3 separate regions of the Mus musculus genome follow, and all the other regions are linked to region 3. Evidence: chromatin loops called from intact Hi-C (ENCODE). Cell type or tissue: heart. All regions are shown on one strand. Links, peaks and the distances in the headings refer to the core of each region. The heading gives the core; the rest is flanking DNA. Region 1 has its middle 84 kb from the start of 4930539C22Rik. Region 2 holds the start of 4930539C22Rik (RIKEN cDNA 4930539C22 gene). Region 3 holds the start of Cxxc4 (CXXC finger 4).

Evidence for each region. Peaks named below come from ENCODE experiments on the same cell type or tissue, not always from the same donor. Only the 100,000 strongest peaks of a DNase experiment are listed, where the experiment ranks them.
Region 1: it touches region 3 in a loop (6-fold over the local background); 2 of 42 quality-filtered maps call a loop at or near these places.
Region 2: a loop joins it to region 3, with 2.6 times the contacts of the local background. A loop is called at or near these places in 4 of 42 quality-filtered maps.

Annotation. Positions count from the first base shown.
Region 1 is chr3:134,335,414-134,343,301 of GRCm38, reverse strand. No RefSeq gene overlaps it. Among named protein-coding and RNA genes, the nearest start is that of 4930539C22Rik, 84 kb to the left of the region's middle. In heart, for the core only: no CTCF peak of the experiment used is centred there; a DNase peak (open chromatin) is centred at 3,951.
Region 2 is chr3:134,421,058-134,428,945 of GRCm38, reverse strand. It overlaps 4930539C22Rik (RIKEN cDNA 4930539C22 gene), which reads left to right and starts at 5,311. Exons shown (of 9, transcript NR_040600.1): 1 at 5,311-5,402; 2 at 6,375-6,460. In heart, for the core only: no CTCF peak of the experiment used is centred there; no DNase peak of the experiment used is centred there.
Region 3 is chr3:134,235,459-134,243,346 of GRCm38, reverse strand. Cxxc4 (CXXC finger 4) reads right to left here and starts at 6,852. Exons shown (of 4, transcript NM_001004367.4): 1 at 6,661-6,852; 2 at 6,460-6,535; 3 at 2,632-3,944. The coding sequence starts at 3,687. Mir1895 (microRNA 1895) reads left to right here and starts at 2,764; the gene lies at 2,764-2,842. In heart, for the core only: a CTCF peak has its summit at 3,524; DNase peaks (open chromatin) are centred at 2,966 and 3,556; H3K4me3 peaks cover 3,511 bases; H3K27ac peaks cover 2,899 bases.

The DNA of each region.
Region 1 (7,888 bases), core at 1,789-6,788, 99 kb before region 3:
ATTTCTATGGCCTAATTGGCCATCAATGAGAGGAGAGGCCCTTGGTATTGCGAAGATCATATGCCGCAGGTGAATGCCAGGGCCAGGAAGCAGGAGTGGGTGTGTTGGGGAGCAGGGCGGGGGGGAGGGTATAGGGGGCTTTGGGGATAGCATTTGAAATGTAAATGAAGAAAATATCTAATAAAAAATGCCTTAAAAATTATAAACCACACAAGAATTATTTCTAAATTAAACTTGCAAAAAAGTGTTAGGTACATCCAGCTTATTAATAAAGACCATTCTTAGGATGTTCAATAAATATCTGTTTAGGATAGTTTAGTGAGTGTGCACAGAAGTGTATATGCGCACACACACACACATACACACACACACAATTTTTCTTCAAAACATAGCTCCATTGAGCAACTTTAATATTTTGTGTCTTAGCCACTAATTATTTTTACCTGCCAACTGGAAATGGGATATTTTTGTGGAGAGTTTCCTTTTTTATTGCTTTATGGAACAGTAAGCCTAAACAATTGAAAATCAGTGATTGAAATCACTGTGGAGGAGATTCAATCTTGTATCAGGGATTGTCCACGTTGCTCAAAGGAGATATGATGTTTCAGGTTAAAACCTTGCCACAGGTCACAGTCTGGGAAAGGAAAGGCAGAAGTGACCTCACCCCAGATGAAGACACTCTCAGAGAAGTGGTGCAGAGGGTGAGGGACGAAGGGCACGGAAATCAACAGTTCAAGGCAGTTGAATCCAGGAATATGACGGGAAATTGGTTAGCAGCAAAGGATAAAGAATTAGCTGTGATCAATAAAATAGTAATCAATTAAGACTTCAGAATTAAAAACAGCATTAGCCTTACTGCAAAGAAAATGCTGGAAAGGACAAAGTTTACCATTAAGATGTTAAATTAAGGATGGAACAACACAGAAGAAAGACATACTAGAGCATCATTCTATCCCGAACACTGTGGTTTATAAATGAAACAATTGGAAAGAAGAACAGCAGATAACTAACTGGTTGGGTTGCACATCTGTACCAATGTGTACCATTGGTACACATATACATGTCATGTACCAATGACCAATGTGAAAACAGAGTACAACAAAGGTCTTTTAAATGATGATATTATGTCTCTGTGTGCTGCATCAACAAATATGCTAATTATATGTGTGTGTGTGTGTGTGTGTGTGTGTGTGTGTGTGTGTGTGTGTGTGTATGTAAGGAAAGGATGTGAGACTTTTGCTTTTCCTGAAAGGACCAGTTATTAGTGAAGACTCATATCTAGGAATGAGAGATATTGGAGGCTTTTGTGACAACCTCCCCTAACCCCAGAAAAAAACAAAAGAAAGAAAGAAACAGTACAGACAGGAAGCTATTGAAGAGAGTTCTTAAAAGCTGTTATACAGATGTTGAAATGTAGCTCTTCATAGTTGATGGGTTTTGGCAATATATGTGTGTGGGGGTGGGTGGGGGGAGTGTCTAAGTCTTCTTTAAGGGGCTTGCCACTGGGAGTTTGACCATATGCCAAAGAGTATATGGTAAATACAAATTGGACTTGGTGAGTTATTTTTATTTTTATTTATTTTTATTTTTATTTTTTTTTTATTTTTGGAGGGCCAAGGGTAGGAGGGTGGACCTGGGAGGCATAGAAAGCAAGTGTGATTGGATCCATTGTACAAATTTCCCAAACAATTAATACAAATATTATGTTGGAGAAAATATATTTAAAAGAAGGGAGGTGGAGAGTTAAAGGTCCATGAAATTGTTCTTTCCAAGAGGCACAATGCAATGTACAGAGGTACAAGACTTAAGACATGTCATTTTTACCCTCATAGGGCTGCTGGGTTGCTCTATTCAATTTAGACTCATGAAGGCAAATACAGCAGACAACAGGGTGGAATAACAGACATTTCTTTTTCACATCTCTGAAGGCCAGAAGAATCTCAAGAGCAGGATGCCGATTCATGGAGTTCCCCACCTAGAGGCTTGCAGTGACCTCCTTCTCCCAATGTCTTCGTGTGAACTTCTCTGTGGTTCCAGCTCTCTGATAGTTCCTTGAAGCAAAGAATTATACACACTGGGTCAGGCCATCACCCTTCACAACTCATCAAATCCTAATTACATCCCATAGATACTATTTTAGATAACAAACGCCACAGATGAGGGGCTTCAATTTACACGCTGGCCACTGGGGGTGAGGACACAAATCACTCTACAGAAGGAATCATGGCTGCACAGACAGAAGAGTCCTTAGAAAATCATCACACTTGAGTATATCAGCTAGGTCAAAGCACAAAGGGTCCATTGTGGCCTTTCCCAGTCACAACCATGTTGTGCTCTCAAAAATCACCCCTTCTAACAGTCTAACACCATTCAATAGTTATTTTTTACTGCTTATATATTTATTTTTTATTTTTTAAATTTTCATGAAGGAATTAAGTAACAGACATTATGCTGTGTGCAGCTCTTCTTCACTCAGGAAATACTTCTAAATGTATCCATGTTTTTTGCTCATATTTTATGTCTTTTCATATCGAGACGGCAGACTGTAGAGCAACAGTGGTGTCATTTGTTTTACATCTGGTGGTCCAACTTTTTTGACCACTACCTACAGCATAAATTATGAGCACACACATTCGATAGGGTATGTCTGGAATGGACTTTAGAAATCACAGTGTACATGCCAGTATTCAAGCCTGTAGGCTCCATGGTGGTGTGACAGCTCTGAGTATGCTGTTGTCATGTGAAAACACACGGTAAGTCATCTTCACATTCTGTCCCTGTGTGGTTGTAGCTCTTCTGTTGTACTTTCAAGCTTTTACTTCCCAGAAGGGTGATGAAGTTCAACAGTTTTTCTAGATTTATTGCTACTCTTTTATGCTTTATTTTTCTCTGTTAATTCTTGGGCAACTTTTAAATATATTGCGCATTTGAATAATTTGTCAGTTATATGTAACTAAGATTTATTCTCCTATCCTGTGGCTTAGTTTTCATTTGTCCATTTAATAAATGTATCCTTTAATAAACAGAACATTTCGTTTCTAATGTCACTAAATGACCAGTTTTTCCCTGCCTACTGAAAAAAAATGTTTTTTTTTGGGGGGGGGATATATTCTCTCCCATACTATACAAAGAAAATATTCTATATCTTATTTTGCCATTTCTTTCTGGACAATCTTTGAGCTCTTTCTTAATCTAATGACTCTTGTAATTTTTATTCTATATATTATTCTGATATTCCTCTCCATTAAGAATTATATTATACACACAGGTAATTCTGATTTAATTATACACTAATTTATTCCTTACTTCTTCCCTATTTCTTTTGTAAGACTACTTATCTTCATATTGGAAATTTTTTTCTTGCTTGTATAACTTTTAATTCTGTGTTTTTATTGCTAGGATTTAGAAGAGGAGGGATGAACAGTATATTAGTTGCTGTTTTTGATTGTGTGATAGAATAAACCCACAATAAAAAAAAAACAATCTAGGGGAAAGGAAAGTTTACTTTAGCTTATAGTTCAGAGTAATTAAGTCTGTCATGGCAGGGAAGACATGGCAATAGGCAGTGAAGATATGGTGGCCAGAGCAGGAAGCTGACTGACTGATCACCTTTCATCTGCATAGAAGAAACAGAACAGGTGGCTGGACAGAGAGAACAGGAAGTCCCTCAGAGAGACAGGAGGTGTGTCAGAGGGAACAGGAAGTCCCTCAGAGAGACAGGAGGTGTGTCAGAGGGAACAGGAAGTCCCTCAGAGAGACAGGGGGTGTGTCAGAGGGAACAGGAAGTCCCGCAGAGAGACAGGAGATGTGTCAGAGGGAACAGGAAGTCCCTCAGAGAGACAGGGGGTGTGACAGAGGGAACAGGAAGTCCCTCAGAGAGACAGGAGTGTGTCAGAGGGAACAGGAAGTCCCTCAGAGAGACAGGAGGTGTGTCAGAGGGAACAGGAAGTCCCTCAGAGAGACAGGAGGTGTGTCAGAGGGAACAGGAAGTCGGTCAGAGAGACAGGAGGTGGGTCAGAGGGAACAGGGAGTGGGTCAGAGATAAAAGGAAGTAGGTCAGAGATAACAGGAAGTAAGTCAGAGATAACAGGAAGTAGGACAGAGAACCAGAAGTGGTTCCATATAAAGAAAACAAAACAGAGAACAGCAAATAGAACCATACAATAAAACCTCAACCCCCAGTGACTACGTGCTTCCTTCAGCAAGGCTTCACTTCCCTAGGTTTTTCAGGAAGCTAATATGCCATAACTAAATGAATTTGCCTTTTTTTCTGTATTTTTGTATTATTTTCTGTATTTTCTAATTTTAAAAATGAAGAAAGAAAGCTGAAATCAGTCAGGCAGCTTCTGCATCCTATCAATGTTTAGGTCATGTAGTTTTCACACAATGGCTCCAGATTTTTCTCCAATCAATCACAGTCTTTTAGAGCCACCTGACTTGAAGCGTCCTTCCTGTGGTCAAGAGACACCTTGATTTGCCTTCCTAATGAGGAACTGAGCAACTTCTTTGCCAACTTAGGCATAATTTTACTGCCTTTGACTCCCTTTGGGAAAGAAGACCAAATTAATTCAATCACGGTTAGATTTATTCGACTAAATTCACAATTCTGCTAGGCAGTCTTTCAGCTCACTTTTTACACATATCATATTTTACTGTTTTAAATTAAGTCTTTTTTTCCCCTCTCCTCACCCTTCTTCTCCCCTTCCTTTCCTTCTCTGGGGAATGAACCTAGGACTTTTCTTACATGTGCTAGGCAAGTTGCTCCATCACTGAGCCCAAATTTAAGAGAAAAAAAACTGCATGAAAGAGAATTTGTCCATTACAATTAAAATATATTTATGTGTTTGCCTCTAAGTCAACAAACTTATTGCCAGGAAAACCTCCCTCATCCCCAGTATCTGTCATACACCTTCCCCTGATTTTCTTCAGCCCTTTGTCTTTTTTATTTATATTTTTTATTATTTAGAATAATTCTTAAATGTAAATATAGTTTGATCATATTGCTGTCCATCCCCAAAGTCCTTCTAGATTTTCCCCCATTCCTTCCCCACCAAGCTTCAAGTTCTTTCTTGAGAAACAAAAACACAACAACACCCACCCTCAAAATCCAACAAAACAAAATAAAACACAAACTCCTCTGAAACTCAGACAAACAAAAACAAAAACCAACCAACCAAAACAAACAAACGAAACCCCACCAAACTGCAACCAAATACACATGCAAAAACAAAACAAAACATGGAGTCCTTTATATGTTGGTCAACTACTCCTATAAATGACATCAGCCCTGGAATGGTTGATAGGAGAAAGGTGACTTTCTTTCTCCCAGGAGGTAATAATGACAGTTCAGTTATTAACCTTTATCCTAGTGTCTAGGTATTCATTCATTCATTCATTTATCCATTCACTCATTTTTGAAAAAGAAATAAAACAAAACGGAATGTAATAGGATAAAGCAAAGAACTGTCATACCAAAGTTGGACAAGACAAATCAAGAGAAGGAAAAAAGCCCAAGAAAAGGCACAAAAGTTGAAGACCCACTCATTCACACTCTTAGAAATCCCAATTGAAACACTAAACTGGAAGCCATTACATAAACATGGGGGAACCTGGTACAAACTCATGCAGGTGCTGTGCACGCTGTGTCAGTCTCTGAATTCCTATGAGCTTTGTTCATGCTGATTTATAGGGCCTTGTTTCCTTGGTACCTTCTAAACCCTCTGACTCCTACACTCTTTCTGCTTTCTCTTAGGGTTCTCTAAGCTCTGAGGGATGGATTGGATTGCGACATCTCATTTTGTGCTTAATGTTCCAAGGTCTCTCGGTCTCTTCGTAGTGTCTGGTTACAGATTCTATATTTTTCCCATCTGCTGCAGGAGGAATCTTTCTCTAATAATCGTTGAACAAGACACTAATATATGAATATAGCAGAATACCATTAGGAGCCATTCACCTTGTACTTTTGCTACTTTTTTATGAACAGTTTAGACATAGGTTAACTAGGTCCATAGTTCTAAGTAGTCTTTCAACTTTAAAATGTTAGTAAATAACTCTTTTCTCTTCATGTTTTCTATGAATTATCTTGATATTTTAAATCAATAAAGACATTGTAAAACCAAGATATTTGTTTTTCTATTCTAATTGTACATTTTATACTACTCTTTAATTATAAACTGTCAGAAATTTTTTTTGTGTGAGACAAAATATATGATGTATTTATTTGTGTTTTTTCTCTCTCATCATTTAAGAGAAGTTTAATGTCATTGGTTATCAGGCTGGTTACTAAAAGGTAACACACCAAAAAATAGAATACCTTCTCATGCTTATATATTAAGTATATAGAAGAAAAGGCAGAATGATTGAAATCTCCTGATGCTATGGAGGTCAGGCACTGTGATGTCATTAATCCAGAGATCAACCAGTTCAGCTGTCAGGCAGTGAATGCTGTGGGTTATGATAGCTGGAGTGGTGGCAGATGCTGTTGTGATGGTTTTTGCACAAGTGTATCTCACACACATAATATACAGAAGTTAGAACAAGTGGACCCCTGAAGATCTTCATAAATTGTGATATACAGACTCAAAAAAACATTACTGTGCTATGGGAAGATAAAGTTTAAAAGTTCAATATTCAATAAAAATTTTAAAGAAACATTCAATATGTAAACAAAAATTGAATTTCCAATCTCTCTATGAGTTAGAATAGTTTTATTATGAAGACTAAAATTTACTGTACTTTCAACATAGGTTGGGTTTGCAGATCTTTTAGGACTACATGAAGAGCGAAAAGCTAGGAATAAGCTCACAGGAGCAGCAATGACAGTTATGTGGGAGTTGGTGGAAATAATGATTGATTGTTTGAAAACAAGCTCCATGGATGGAGAAACAATTTCTCATTCTCTGATGCTATCCCCCTATTGAATGAACATGTGAAGAAGTGAATGACCCAACCCACCGGGCAGTCATGAACCTGGCATGCCATCAGGATACAATGGGCCTGAACACGCAGAACAAGTCAGATTACCGACCATCACAAAGGGCAGCAAAGATATCAAAACAGGAAATAAAAACTAAGCACAATAGCTAAGGTAAATTCCTTTTTTTTATTGGATATTTTCTTTATTTACATTTCAAATGTTATCCCCTTTCCCAGTCCACCACCAACCCCTATCCCATCCCTCTTCCCCCTGCTTCTATGAGGGTGCTCCCCCCACCCACCCACTCTTGCCTCCCTGCTCTCGAATTCCCCTACAGTGAGGCATTAAGCCTTAACAGGACCAAAGGCCTCTCCTCCTATTAATGCCCAAAAAGGCCATCCTCTGCTACATATGCGGCTGGAGCCATGGGTCCCTCCATGTGTACTCTTTGGTTGGTGGTTTAGTCCCTGGAAGCTCGGCGGGGGGGGGGGGGGGGGGGGGGGGGGGAGTCTGGTTGGTTCATATTGTTGTTCTTTCTATGGGGCTACAAACCCTTTCAGCTCCTTTAGGCCTTTCTCTAACTCCTCCATTGGAGATCCTGTGCTCAATCCAATGGTTGGCTTCAAGTATCTGCCTCAGTATTTGTCAGGCTGTGGCAGAGCTTCTCAGGAGACTGCTATATCAGGTTCCTGTCAGCAAGCACTTCTTGGCATCTACAATACTGTGTGGTTATTTGGTGACTGTATATGGAATAGATCTCCAGGTGGGGCAGTCTCTGGATGGCCTTTCCTTCAGTCTCTGCTCCGTACTTTGTTTCTGTATTTCCTCCCATGAGTATTTTGTTCCCCCTTCTAAGAAGGACTGAAGCATCTACATTTTGGTCTTCCTTCTTCTTAAGCTGCTTGGGGTCTATGAGTTGTATCTTGGGTATTCTGAGCTTTGAGGCTAATATCCCCTTATCAGTGAGTATAT
Region 2 (7,888 bases), core at 1,427-6,426, 190 kb before region 3:
TAACTATGGTGAGGGCAGATTATCGAGAGATGGTAATACTCTACATTACAAGGACAGACTTTAAAATAGCATAACACTTGCTGTCCCCTCTTCTTTCACTCAAATGATGGATGTCCATCTATTTACTGGAGGGCAAAAATGGGCACTCAAACATAGTTAGGACGTTTTCATAAACATGTACATTTGAAAGCATTTTTCCCTTGGTCATCGATAGTACTTTACCACTGACTATTATTCACTGTTATTAAAATACAGAGTTTTCAGAAGCACACAGATTAAATAAATTATTCTACTGTATCATACATATATATGGAATATATGATATATAATATATGTATGTTTGATAAGACTATATATCTGCCAACTGCTTGGGAAGGCTCCCAAACCTTGTAATATTTCAGTCTATTTAAGTTGCTGGTTTCCTTGACTTTTCTCACAATCTGCTTATGTTCTGCGTATTGTGGCTGTAATGTAGAACTTCCTGCACCAACAGCATCTCCTATGATTATTTTTCCTCTCCTTTTTACACTCGTCCTAAAATTTTGTGAGGAGATCCTAAGTGAAAATTCACAATTCAGATTAAAGTAATTTATAAGCCAGTCAAAATAATCAAATTTTATTGTTTTCATTCCCTGTAAAAGTTGTGGTGCTCTTGACCAACCAAAGAGCACTTCCTGTTCACCACTTAAGTCAGAGAAATCTGTGGGAGGCCCAGAATGAGAAAAACAGAAAAACAGTCTTTCTTGTAAGACTGTAAAACTGTATAAAAGCCTGAATTGTCTTCATGAAAGCAAAATGTCTATATTTTATAAGCAAGGGGGGCAAGCACAAGGAATTTCTCCTTGGCAAATGTCTGATCTTTACTGCTTTTCAGATTTCTTCTCTACTTACTTAAGAGGCAGATTTTTTTTAAGGCCATGGAATAAAAGAAGGAAAGCAATCATCTAAAAGGAACAGGCAGGGTTTAAAAATGATGCTTGCAGAAAAAAAATAATTAGTAAGGGCATCCAGGGGACATTTAAAATGGGAAAGCTATAACAGAGTACCATCATCAAAGGATGCAGAGGGAAGCTTGCCAGAGATTAGAAGTGATTATGAAGTCAGAACATGACACAGGAAGGGTGGGCTAACTATTTCTTAGGGACAAGAGAAAAAGCGGGATCCAAAAAGGTGAGGGTTGAAATTCTTAATAGCTACTTTACTTCAGTCATCGACAACAATTACAATAGAGACAGGATGCTCAGGGCAATAAGAGTTAATGAGAAAAACATGTAATGCGGCAAAATTTGAAGCATATTCAGCTTTAAAAATGTCTAAGCAACTTGGAATATATTAAAATCAGCACAATACATGGCATTCATTGTAGAATACTAATTTTTTTTTGCAAAGTTGAAACTAGTAATAAGACCATTGCAACACAAGTAGAGTTACCTTTCAAATACTTCTTTCTCTTCCAAAAATCACAAAAGCAGCCTTGTAAAAACTATCACTGCTCAATGTCCTTGGAGGATTAGATTGAAGACCTCTGAAGATCTAGAATCTACAGATCATCAGATCCATTATATAAATGGTGTTCAGCCTACACAGAAGCCATGTGCATCCTCTTATATGTGTAAACCAGTTCTGCCTTAGTCCTAGTAGTTCATACAACATAAACGCTATGTAACTATTTACTAAATAGAGTCATTTAGGAATAATGGCAAGAACAGTAAAGTCTGTGCAAATTCAATTCAGGCACTACTTTGTTTTGTTTTATGTAAACCATGTATTTTTTTCTTCCAATTTTTATTAGGTATTTACTTCATTTACATTTCAAATGCTATCCCGAAAGTCCCCTATACCCTCTCCCCACCCCTGCTCCCTTACCCACCCACTCCTACTTCTTGGCCCTGGTGTTTCTCCTGTACTGAGGCATATAAAGTTTGCAAGACTAAGGGTCCTCTCTTCCCAGTGATGGCTGACTAGGCCATCTTCTGCTAAAAATGCAGCTAGAGACATGAGCTCTGGGGGTACTGGTTAGTTCATATTGTTGTTCCACCTATAGGGTTGCAGACCCCTTCAGCTCCTTAGGTACTTTCTCTAGCTCCTCCACTGGGGGCCCTGTGTTCCATCTAATAGCTGACTGTGAGCATCCACTTCTGTATCTTAATGGCATCCATCCCTCCTACCTGACTCCTCAAAAAAATCTCTATTTACCCTTCCCTCTTCATGTAAGCTGCTGTGAGCCACAGTTCAGTCTGGAGATGTGGATCCCATAAACACAGAAGCCGGGTGCTGAATAAAAACCTTGAAACATTCCACTGTCTACCCCTCAGATACATATTAACAGTTGGATGGTTGTATTTCTGGGCCACTTTTGGAATCTAGACACACATCACTAATACATACATATATTGCAAGTGTAATTTCTACTCCAATACAGATAGAAAAAAAAAAAACCTTTTATTTTTCACATTAGGACTTGAATTGTATTATGTGCCCCAGTTCTAAGATCCATTTGTTTGGTCTCTGAAGTTGTATCTATAGGTTTTGGGTTTGTGTTATAGTGAGTGTCGGGACTAAATTCAAGTGATGTCACCTAGGACACCTCTACAGAAAGTGGTGGGTATCCCCAACCAGTGTTCAATGTTTTCTCACTGAGGTCTACCCATGTGCCTTCTCTAGCTTGTTACCACTGCTCCTCTGTGCTGTACGTCTGGAGACCAATCTCACCTGAATAACTGCAGTTGTCTCTCGGTTACCCAATTGCTGCCTCCATGTCTCCTATCCACTTATTTGTCACACATGAGTTAGGGTATTAATAATCAAATGGCAACAAATCATACTGACCAACTGCTTAACATCTTCAATGGATTCACCTTACCAGAGGATAGTTCAAGCTCTGACAGCCTTGCCAACATCCTAGTGATCTGATCACTATCTGTGGAACCCATGAAGCTCTGTCCCTCTGCCCACTTGGTCCAAGCTCATCTCTGTCCTAACATAAGTCATACTCTCACCTACAAGCCTTAGATACTCCTGTTTAAAATATCCTTCACAGATGTGTTTCTCAAGTCTGTGTTTAGGCTAGTTTCTTACAGATATTTTCTAAATATAAAAGTTTATTCTTGTTGCCCCAATATATCACATAGGTCTTAGAATCTACAATTTCATTGTTTTTAGTACTATAATGTAAGTTGTATAAAACAGTTTATTACTGTTGCCCAGGTTTTCATAAAAGTATCTGGAATATAATATGCTTTAAATAAACAGCCTTTGAATAGATAAATAAACATGACAGACCCCATACATTATGAAGAGAATCACAGAATCTTCCTAAATTTGTGAAAACAAATAATGAATTTCAATTCACCAGTTAGCAAATCAAAACATTTTCTTTATAATTATATAGTTAACTGTTAAAACAAAGTGGTATATATGATTGAAATTATATCAATCCATACTTGCTCCCTCACCACTTAATAGTACATTTTGGAAAGCATTCCTTATTAGAATTTATGGATCTAGCTTGTTTTGAATTTTGAATAGTAATATAGTACATAGTATGAATACTCTGTGTATGTTCATACATGAAAATGGATGGGAAGAAAATGTAGAATATAATAGAAAAATGGTAGGCAGAGACAGACAGAGAGATAGACAGACAGACAGACATGGTTACATAAGAAAAGTGACATAATCAAATTATGGCAATTTAAAGTTTGTTAAAGGGTCTACTCCTGAGAAAGTAGCCAAGGTATAAATAATGCAGGCAGGACAGAAGCCTGAGCATCATAACTCTGCTAGGCCCAAAGGAAAGAGGACACTGTGACCTACTCTTACTCAGTGTCTGTTCCTTATTGATCAGACTCATTTGCACAAGACAGTATGGGAAGACAAGCATTTACCTTTACATGTATCTCCGGGAACTTTTCAACAAAACCCACCTAAACACACGCACACGTGCATACGCACACACACGCACGCACACACGCACACTGAATTTGTGCTCAATTTTTATACCACAGATGGTCTATGTAGGAATTGTCACAGCACAAACTTTCCTATATCAGATTATATGAAATTGTATAGCAAAGTATTCAACATAGTCCACCATGTATTTATAGCTGATCTCTAATTTTCTTCTAAATACTTTTAATTGAAAATAATTTTAAGATATTTATACATCTTGTGTGATCTGAATATACCTTTATCTGAGTTCTTGAGCATACTAGACATGTAGCTTTTTGTTCAAAGGAAAAGTACCTTAGATTTAAAAAAAATTAATATGAAATTCAGATGTCCCTGACCAACCACAGGGTTCTGCCCCAACAAACAAATCATGAATTGAAAATACGTCCCATCAAAAATACGTTTAGCCAGCAGGGAGTAAGTTTCTCAGTCAGTTTGAGATTGATTTCTCTATGTCCCACAGCTGAGATGTGTGGAGTCTTCAACAATAGTGTCTTAACATGTGGTTATAGAGGAAAACCAAGGGCAATCACAATATCCTGTGTTGTTTTCTGAGACCTCTGAGTTCTCCCCGATCAACAACTCATCAGGAGGTAACCCCATGCCTTGTATTGAAATTTTCATTTAATAACCTATGTTTTCTGGGAACAACATTATTCACCCAGGTAGAGTAATTCCATTCAAACTCTGGTGTGCGTGTGTGTGTGTGTGTGTGTGTGTGTGTGTGTGTGTGTGTGTTTAAAGTTGTATTTTGAGATTAGTTTCCGAAGTAGTGGATTTCCTTAAATATTTCCCATAGAACCTTAGTTCTGGTTAATCTATAAACTATTTCTTCTCTTTCCTACCCACACTCTCACCTTTGCTTAGTCCTTTAGCTATCAGTATCCCCTCTTTTCTTTCATTGCATATGTGTTCTACAATGTGAGATAACAGGATTCCATGTTGTTCTCTTGTTTTTGATTTTTGTTATTGTTGTTGTTGTTGCTTTAGGATAGTCCTTACATCATGTTTTACTCACGCTCCTGCCTCCTCCCCTACTTAAACCTTTTTCCCTCTAATATCTAACTTCAATACTTTGATTTGACCTACAGTCTGCTAACCCACTACCTTAAGATATCCTGACTCCCTAATACAGATCACTTGCTAGTCCCCCGCCTTTCACTTGTGCTCCAAGTTAAAGAGACAAAACCAAAGGTCTGAAGTACAAGGTGTTCTGTAGGCTACCAGGGAAGAAAAGACACCAAGGTTCTTACTTAATACTGGACATGGCATTCTGCAAATAGTAACCTGACACTCACAATGTGCTTTCTGATGCAATAATGGTGGGACTATCATGGAGGAACCAAGTTTCTCACTGCTGTTTGAAGCCTGCCCCACAGGAGGGAATTTCACGCCCATTACCGAAATCTTGTACAGAAGTCTATAGCTGAAGAGATCACAGGTTCCAGATAGTACGTGAGATTTTTATATTGCTAAGTGTTCCAACTGTCTTTCAAATGCTTATGTGCATAGCGATAGACCTAGGCTTCTCTCAGCCTTTGTCAGGGAAGCTTTTTTTGTGTAGCAGCAGGCAATGCTGTGGTGCATGACTGGGACTGAGTTCACAGCCCTAAACGAACCATCTCTCCTCAAGCAGCAATCAGGGAAAGTAACCCAAGGGGAAGCAGAAAGGATGGGCAAGCAGAAGGTTGAGGAGTTCTGTGAAATGCTGTCTTCTAGGCAGAGCACAGCAATCACTCTCAGAAATGTTCAGCAGTTGGGTTACCTGTCCAAGAGGAAGCCAGCCAGAATTCTGGCTCTGATGGGTTGGATCATCTCTAGACCCCGCCAGTTACCGAGGGCAGGAGGCACAGCTTACAGAAAACATTAGAAAATCCAGAGTTGTCAAAGGTTAAGTTTGTTTGTTTGTTTGTTTTTTCTTCTTCAAAGGAAGAAAATGACTGATACCTTTTCACCCAGAAGGCTGGAGTGGGTGTTGTAATAAGTGGGTGATCTTTTTAGCTATTCTGTGACCCAGCCTTCCTGAATTCCCAGTATTCTGACCATTGTTTAGGCCCTGATCCTGAGCTTAGCCTCTCAGTGAATAAAACCTATCCTTATGACTTTGCATCCTGCAATAGAATCTAACCTTATGATTATTATAACGTCTTCCTTCCTTGCCCCTTCCCCTGAACACTGTTTCAGTCAACAGAACTCATTCTTATTTTAAAGGCCATGGTGCTATGCTCCTATTCAGGGAGGGTTCCAAGTAGCTATCCCTGAAGCTTTGTTGGGATAATTGTCACATGGAGACTTTTTTCTAAAGTTTTCCCGTGCTTAAAGGCATAAACAAAATAAATCACAAGGTCACACTCTGGAAATTTTCGGCCCAGTGCCTTCTAACCCAAGTGGTCCTGACCCAAGTTTCATTCTTTACCTCTCAGGAATCAGTTCCCCGCCATCCGTGAAGCTCACAGCGACCCCGACAACAGAGGAGCTAGAGGAGGAAAAAAATCATTCTTTTTTGAAGGTGTGGCCACTTATAGTTTTCTATGCTCCAGTGTTCAGTCCTAATACATGTGGGCAGACTGAGAGGAGTATAAAAACAAAGATAGTAAAGGATATAAAATTTGAAGGAGGAATGTTGGGGAAAACACTGGGTGAACTGGAAGAGAAAAATGGGTTGGATGTGATCATATTTCATTGTAATATGTAGGAATTCTCAAAAAACAAAGAAAAAATTTGTTACACCAAGTACTGGATGTACAAAGGAAAGACTTGAATATACCCAGCCAACATCAAAGAATAGTCGAGCAATAACTACATTGTGGAATATTGATGTTTATACTCGTGAGCATGCAGCTGTTAGAAAGCTGTAGCTCACAGCCACACATTGTGATGCCTCCCACTAGCAAGGCCATAGATCAAGATGCATGGCTGGAAATGCACTGCCTGTTACACTTGCAACATCACAAAGTCAAAAAGGTTCTGTCAAGCCATACAGTGTTGGTGGTCACCCTCAGATTACTCCCAAATAACAATACACAATCACTTCCTTTTAAGCTAACATCCATTTTATCAGCACTCATAGCAAGCAAAAGCAAAATCAATCATTTTAGGCCTCTGCCACTTCTGTCTCCGTAAAGTTAAGTTTTCCCCTGGGTCTTATGGTTATTTCCTTACAGCTACTTTTTTTTTCCATTTTTTATTAGGTATTTAGCTCATTTACATTTCCAATGCTATACCAAAAGTCCCCCATACCCACCCACCCCCACTCCCCTACCCACCCACTCCCCCTTTTTGGCCCTGGCGTTCCCCTGTACTGGGGCATACAAAGTTTGCGTGTCCAATGGGCCTCTCTTTCCAGTGATGGCCGACTAGGCCATCTTTTGATACATATGCAGCTAGAGTCAAGAGCTCCGGGTACTGGTTAGTTCATAATGTTGTTCCACCTATAGGGTTGCAGATCCCTTTAGCTCCTTGGGTTCTTTCTCTAGCTCCTCCATTGGGAGCCCTGTGATCCATCCATTAGCTGACTGTGAGCATCCACTTCTGTGTTTGCTAGGCCCCGGCATAGTCTCACAAGAGACAGCTACATCTGGGTACTTTCAATAAAATCTTGCTAGGGTATGCAATGGTGTCAGCGTTTGGATGCTGATTATGGGGTGGATCCCTGGATATGGCAGTCTCTACATGGTCCATCCTTTCATCTCAGCTCCAAACTTTGTCTCTGTAACTCCTTCCATGGGTGTTTTGTTCCCAATTCTAATGAGGGGCATAGTGTCCACACTTCAGTCTTCATTCTTCTTGAGTTTCATGTGTTTAGCAAATTGTACCTTATATCTTGGGAATCCTAGGTTTGGGGCTAATATCCACTTATCAGTGAGTACATATTGTGTGAGTTCCTTTGCTACTTCTAATCCTATTCATACGCTTGAGTTTACTATGACTATAATTA
Region 3 (7,888 bases), core at 947-5,946:
AGTAAGAGTTGTTAGTAGTGTGCAAATGTAAACTACTTATGTGTCTAGAAGTTAAAGCCACAAGTCTTAGCTACTCAGTTTATGGCTGAAATCCAATTCGTGGACCTCAGACAAGAGTCCACCCAGTCTCAAAAACATCTTCTGAGATAGGAATGGACCAAATTAGTGATGGGAAAGCAGATCAGCAGGGCAACCTTTCAGCTTTGGCTCAATGGTTTAAGGTAGTTTAAGACAAGTTTAAGACAAGTGCTGCATGGGGTTCCATGTGGGTTTGAGAGCATCACACCACAATTACTTTATTTAGGACCTGGATAAACATTCAGACAAATTAGAAAACTGTTTTTTTTTTTCTTCTGTTTTTCCCAGTGGTATTCCATGAGGTATCATGGCCCTGAACTGTAACCGTGCCCTGGTAGGTAGAAGGAACCCTCACTTTGGAAAATGCCTGCAGTGGGCAACGTGCATTCTCTCCCCCATTCTCCACCTTCTGTGAGGCCACAACGCTCTGGGAATGCTCATTTTCATAGACAAAAATGACTCTAAAAGGCTTGGAATTATGAAGAAAAAATTTTGAAAAGTTTGTGGGAAACCATTAAAAGGGACACAGAAAAGAAATATAGGAAACCAGTTTAAACGAACTCACCAGCCTAGAAACATGGCTGGCAGCCTATCAGAACTCATAACAAACTCCTCTGGAGTGGTTACTGACTAAATAGAAGAGAATTATTGAGTTCTCCTCTCTACTACATTCCCTACAATGGTGTACAGGTGGTGCCAGTGGCTACAGCTAAAGCTGAGGTATAACAATGCCAATGTTATACGATATACAATGCCAAAACTGTAACCCTACAGACTACTCTCTAGGACAAAATAGAAGTCATACTATCCTACTCACTAGCCATTCATTAGAAACGTCCACATCATAAGCTAAACTTGAATTACCCATGGTCTTCCAGAACGAAAGAAGTTATGGTAAATTAAACCCCAACAGAGAGTGCAAAAGTTAATGTGTTTGCCATCTGAGAGAATACATAAACCTGTACTGTAGCTGCTGTTACCTTTGCTTGACCAGAGTTGCCCACAGGAAGAACAATGAAGAACCCTGGGACACAATTAAGGTTCCCAAGTAGACCTGGTTTCTTCGGAAGGAGGAACACATGCAGTGTTGTGATGGAATTGTAGTCTATATGCTTCTAACTTTGGAAACCCCAGTCCCTTGGCCTTGATTTGTACCAAGATGATCCATCTTCTTTGTAGTCAAAACAGAAGCAAAATCTTTAACTTCTGTGTTTATTCTTTAAATCTACAGTTCTCAGTGATTTAAAGAAGACATCCTTAGGTCATGTTCCTGATAATTAAAAGAATGTGCAACTAAGAATTCCTCAGGATGGATTGTGACAGTCACTCAACATACAGTCGGGTCCACAGAACCTTCTCTAACAGGAAACCCATTGCCCTGTCTCACATTTGCACAGGCAGCTAACCAGCTAGCCTCCCTCTCTAGATTTCATCACAGACTGTGATTGCCTGTCCATATTTCCTTTCTAAATGTTACCAAAACAATATACCTGTAATCTTTCATTTTTTCCTCCTGTGTTTTGACTAGGCTATCATATAAAATGTTCATCACATACATCAATCTTATTTTGAAGTGCAACTAAAAGCCTAATGTTACCATTACTTCAATGAATAATGTCTGTTTTAAAGACCTATAAGAAAAGTAAACTATCATTTACCATATATGGCACCAACCAAAACCTTCCTATGTTTAGAGTAATTTTGCAACCACAAAATGGTTACTTTGTCAGATACTGAACCTAAGAGAAATATAAAGTCTAAAACAACAACAAAAACAATGGAGTTTTCCTGGAACTACATTAATTATTTTAAAAATAAGCTCTCCATTAGCCACACTAGTAAGTAATTATCATTTTACTCAAAGTCACATCTCAAAAATGGCTGGTGACAATCAGCTTTCTATACTCTCTGCTGGCTCAAAAAATGATCAGGAAGGCAAAAAATAAAACAGGAAACAAAAACATTCCATTAGGCTCAGGAGAAAATTATTCTAGAAGAGGATAAACCACCCCCTCTGAATCCAGGCATTTGAACACACACACACACACACACACACACACACACACAAAGATGTTATATACAAATATGTATGCATATACTGTAAGTTGTGTTCCACATATGTAGTGTTATGTCTGGGCCTATATAGTATGTCCATATATACGTATATATGAATGATAAATATGTTCAATATTTTGGACAGAGCTTTTTGTTTTGGGGTTTTCCTTATGGAACAGTTTAAAACAGCAAGGGAAAATATTAAGCATGCTCAGATGCAAAACTTCGGATTCTTAGACCAATTGCATTTTTTTCCAGAGACAGAAAAAGGAGGGGCACTCTCTAGCCGAAGGGCGGTTCCGTGAAGCGCAGCTGGGAGGGTGGTATAGAGGCCATGCCCTCTGCAAACCACCTATGTCAGTATGTTTCAACCTGCAAGAAGCTTCAGAAAAGGGGGTGCTGCGTCTTGAATCCAGACAAGAAACCCTGTGGGGGAGAGGGCAGGGGAGTGAGGAGGGAGGGGGCAAGACTGGGAAACAAGAAATCATCTCCTCTGACCTCTAGCGAAGTGCCAGGTTTTTTCTTTAGCTCTTCACATTTTCTAAATTTGCAGATCTGGTGTCCCGTTTTGCGGTTCCTGCAACTGCTGCAGACGCCACAGTTGATGAGCCTCTTGCAGGGCACGCAGACCCCACACCTTTTCCTCTTCTTCTTGGCCGGGTTGGCTCCGCCAGCTCCCCCCGAGGAGGACGAGGAGGAGGAGGAATGATTCTGCGGGCAGTCTGCCAGATTGGCAATTTGAAACGCACTGTCTGTGACGGCTGCTGAGGCTGCTGCGGGGGAGTGAAGGGCTGTCATGACGATGACCCCTGGAGGTAATGAGATGCCCCCTAAAGCCGGGATAGCGGAAAAAGTCCCCACCCGCTCGGGGAGATTCATTATCTCTGCTTCAGCAGCGCCGCATTTGAGCTTGTTCATGCATTCCCCCGCCAAAGGTCTGCAGTGTTCGGGGGATAAGGTGGAGAGGAAATTAGTATTTGCCATTTGCAACGACGGCTCTGGCGGACAGCCAGCCTTCCCCAGCCGCTGGGAGTCGTTCCGGTGGTGCATGCTGGTCCTGCCGCCGCCGCCGCCGCCGCCGCCTCCGCCGCTGCCACCGCCGCCGCCGCCACCGCCACCGCCGGCGGCGGGGAGGATCGCCGAGGAGGAGGCGGAGGAGGAGGCGGCGGCCGAGGAGGATTTCCTGCCGGCCCCGCCGCCCCCACCCCCGCCCCCACCGCCTCCGCCGCCGCCCCCGCTGCCCCAGAGCATCGCGGTGGCGGCGGCGGTGGCCGCGTTGTCGCAGTTCCACGGGGACATGCCGATGCGCGCGGCGGCCGCGGCGGCGGCGGCGCTGCTGGGGAAGATGGGGGTGGTGATGCGCGCGATCTTGGCTGCCTGCGGGAAGGCGCCCCCGTTGGTCTTGTAGAAGGAGGTGGCAAAGGAGCGGTAACGCTCCATCTCCGAGTTGTAATCCACAAGGCTGTTCAGGGCCCCCTCGGGCAGGTGGCTTTCCTTGGGCAAGCCCGGGGCCTCCGGGCTCGGCCCGGGCTCCACGCAGACATTGGTGTTCATGGTGCAGGGGGGGAAGAAGGGGTGCAGGGTGGAAGTGGGGACCGCCTGGTCCGACACCTGGGTGGGAAAGGGGGAGAGGTGGGGGGAAGGGAAGCGGGTGATGGTGGGGTCGGGGTACGGGCCGGGCCGTGCAGGAAAGTGGGATCCGGGTGGGGAGAGCAAGGCGAGGGCTGCTCTAGTCCTCTCTGGGGCGCATGTCCACAGACGGTGACTTCCCAAGCAGCGTCTTCCTTTGCATTATCCTCCAACTGTTACAACTAAAATAAAGAAAGTCATTCCAACGAGCTGCACCAGAAAAAAATTAAAAATAAATAAACAGCCGCCCTCGCTACCCCACCGCAGACACCACAGAAAGCTCCCACGTTCTCCAGTCGGGTCGTTTGCATAACAATCATCAAGACGTGACCCCCCTCGCCCCCCCAACACTCCCAAGCCCTGCTCCCTCCCTCTCTCCCGACAGCACACCGCACAGCTCCTCCCCCTCCCCCTATTCTTGTAACCCTCCTGAGAAAAAATGTATTAATAGCTAGAGTACCCAGGGAAAGAGGAAAGACAGGGGTGACAAATGCCGAGGGAAAAGGGCAATTGGAGTGCTAAAGACATGCAAATCAGGGGTGGGAGGGCGATACTACCTATAAGCAGAGGGCATTTAAACATTATGAAATGTGTGAACAAGTGCTGCCTGGGCATGCAAATGCTGTAAAGTAGAAACAGCAATGGCCCTATGAGGAAAACGAACCGGAAATTAGCAAATGAAGTACTGAGAAAGTCTACAATACATCCGCGCATAAACTGTAAGCAAACACAATACAACTGAGAGCTACAAGACTGCCCACATACAATTTGAACCAAAGAGGCAGGAGGGGGGTGGAAAAAAAGAACTACCAGCTGCCACAGTGTCCTTCTGTGTCTGCTGTCATTAGTTTGAATCCCAGCACAGCTGGCTCTGTTAGGGTCTTAATTCAATGGACCAAGGACAGGTCTCAATTGTACAAGCCATTTGGTGGCAGGGGCAAGGTGGTGCACCACTCGCTTTAAAAAGGGAGGAGAGATAGAAAGATGGAATGTAGGTAGGTAGGTAGGTAGGTAGGTAGGTAGGTAGGTAGGTAGGTAGAAAGAAAGAAATGTATAGATAGATCTCAAATACAAGCAATGTCACAGGCTCAGAACTAAGTGTCTGCTGCTCCTATAAGAATACTCCCAATCATTTCTAATGGAGATTGCTGTGTCTTCCCAAGAAAGGAGGAAAGCAAGGGAGTTTTTTTTTTTTTTTTAAATCATTCACCAACACTGATTTTTGCATAAAGAGAAGGGAGATTCCTTCAGGTGTTTTTTTATCCAAAGAACTGTTAAGATGTTTTTTTCCCCCCTTTGCTATTTTTTAAGAGGAAAGTTTAATGCTAACTGGGTATTTGCATTTCTCTCTCTGCTTACAGGCCATCAATAAGCATTAGGAAGAGGGGTTCTGCTTGTTTATTAAGGGTGAGAGCTATATCATATCCTTCTAAGAATTAAAGCAAAAATATAAAATGTATATTCACCTTAAAAAAACAGTTTCTTTGTTTCCCTATTTATTTTTTTCTTTGCCAGAGTACCTTTCTCTGGCTTCTTCTGAAGCCTAGAGGTTGGTGTGGAATTAAAACTGAGGGCCTAGCAATCTCTGTCTCAAAATTTCAGAGTTTCAAATGCATATCAATTATAGTCATTATGCTTATAATTAGATTAATGAAGCATTATGTCCAAACTTCAAATTTGAAAACTTCAAGGTCTACTGATGAGGCACCCTAAAAAAAGGGGGGTTTATGTAAACAAATCCCTATTAGGCAAAGTAAAGCAAGATAAGGAACCTCCCTCCGGCTGGATTAGAAACTGGCAGGCATCCTTCAATCACAGCAAGTCCCTAATCACTCAGGCACCACCTCTGTGGTTTCACATTAGGGAAAACTGCTCCCTTCTGAGGCCTGATGACAATACAAAGGTGCCCCCCAAATCCTCCTGGCTAAATATTCCTGACACTTGCTAGGGTCTGGGGGGAAAGACACAGTAAGAATACACATACAGCTTCCGTTTCTGTGAATTACATTGAAGATGCAAGATCATAATAACTGCTAGTCACTAGAAACTAGTTCCGCCAACCATGCAATGGGCATCATCCCACTGAGGGGAGGGGACACTAACATTTTAGTCTTTTGACCTTGTTCCAAATAAAGAAGGGATCTAATATCCCCCTTTCAGAGTCTTAGCATGGTGTTTCCAAACAAGCTGTCCTTGCTTCTCCAATTGCTACTACCTCCCCCCCCCTTCCCTCCTCTAGGTTCAATACCACCAGAAACTGTAGAAAAGGATTGTGCCCAGCATCCAGGTCATTATTGTTTAATCAATGCATCCCTGGAGCATGAAAAAAAGGTACCTAAGCCACAGCTATTGTTTGGCTTTTATTTAGCAACAAAATAAAGCACACACCAATAACTATAGTTCTAACACCAAAGCTAAAATAAACATCCATACTTCATGATCCTGCTTTGCCTCTGAACAATGTGACTGTACATGCCTAATACTGTATGTCTGATCTACCAGAGACATGGAGATCAAAGGTCATATTTAACATTCAGGAGGAGGGGCCGGTGCAGATTAATTAATTAATTAATACAGTCACGGTTTTTATTGCTGGAGACCAGCATTAATCTACTTTTACAATCCCACCGGACAGCAAACATTTAAGAGAGAAAGAGAAGCGGGGAAGCCAGAGGAAGAGAAAGAACAATCACTTACCAGTCTCTTTTTATTTGGGGAGCCTTAGAATTTACAGACGCTGCCAGTCTGCCTTTAATTAGTTGCACATCACCCCCTAACACAAAGAAACACAAATCCAGATGTGTCTTGGCAGCTCCCAATTACAACTTTAATACTTGTAAACAAACTGTTGGGAATGGGGGGGTGGGGTAAATAAATATGCGGATGAAAAAAAAATACCTGTAAATGGCTTTTTTTTTTCTTGTTGTAGAGAGGAGGAGGAGATGGTGTTAGTGGAGGGGGTGGAAGGAGGAGGAGGTGGGGGTGGAGAGGAAAGCGCCGAGTGTGAGCGTGTGTGGGAGAGCGCGGGGCTGTTGTCGGTGGTCTCTGCTCTTCCCGGCGCGTTGCTCCCGGTCCGTCTCCAGTCGCTGTGTGCGAGGGAGGGAGGGAGGGAGCCGGGGAGTCTCTCTCTCTCTCGCTCTCTCGCTCTCTCTCTCTCTCTCTCTCTCTCTCTTTCTCACCCCCCCCCCCCTCGCTCTGTTTGTGTGTGTGCGTGTGTGCGGTGGCTGGGGGAGGGGAGCGCGGAGAAAGGCGAGGGAGGCGGTGCGGAGCCGGGGGCGGGGGCGGGCCGAGGTGAGCAGGACGCAGGGCGCGGACACCTCCCGATGATTGGCTGCAAATTACACGGGGAACAAGAGGCGCACGCGGGCCAGCGCTCCTTTTCACAAATCCCCAGCTCGCCGGCGCGGCCACGTTTCCCGGCTCGCCCGCCACCCCGCCAGCCTCCGGCGCGGCGAAGGATTTGCTTTTTTTTTTTTTTTTTTTTTTTTTTTTTTTCTTCTGGCAGATAATTGTTTGGAAGGGATGGAAGAGAGGGCGTTCCCGCCCCTCGCGCCCTCGCTCTCTGCGGGTGTGTTTGTGCACGCTGGGCGGGGGGGTGTGTAAATAAACTTGTCTGGGTTCCCTGGCTGAGCTGGGAAGAGCTGTGCCAGACACAGAGGGGAGGTCCTGTGTGCTGCAGGAAGACTCTCTCAGTTTCACATCCCGGTCGCGTGCTTTTAAAGGATCTTCCTGGCGGGGCCGGGAGAGACTCTTTAAAAGAGAATCATTATCGTTTTAAAGTAAGGGGGAAAGGGACTGGTGTTCTGCTGGTTCGAATCCCTGAAATGTTATTATGCCGGAATGTAAAAAATTTGATGTGATGCTTGACCGGTCTCAGTCTGTGACTGCCTTTCTCTCTTCTCCCACACCGCCTTCCATTCCCACTGTGTCCGGGTCTTCCTGCCCTACAAAGCTTCGCCCTCCCCCTTTACTCTTTCATCCGGTAATTCCAAGGAGTCAAATATCTATCCCACCTCCCTAATTTTAATTCCAAACTTTACTTTCATATCTAAATGATCTCTTTTAACTAATTTTAATGTGATGGGCATTTTTACTTCCCATCACCTGGGGAAAATACTTCAAACTG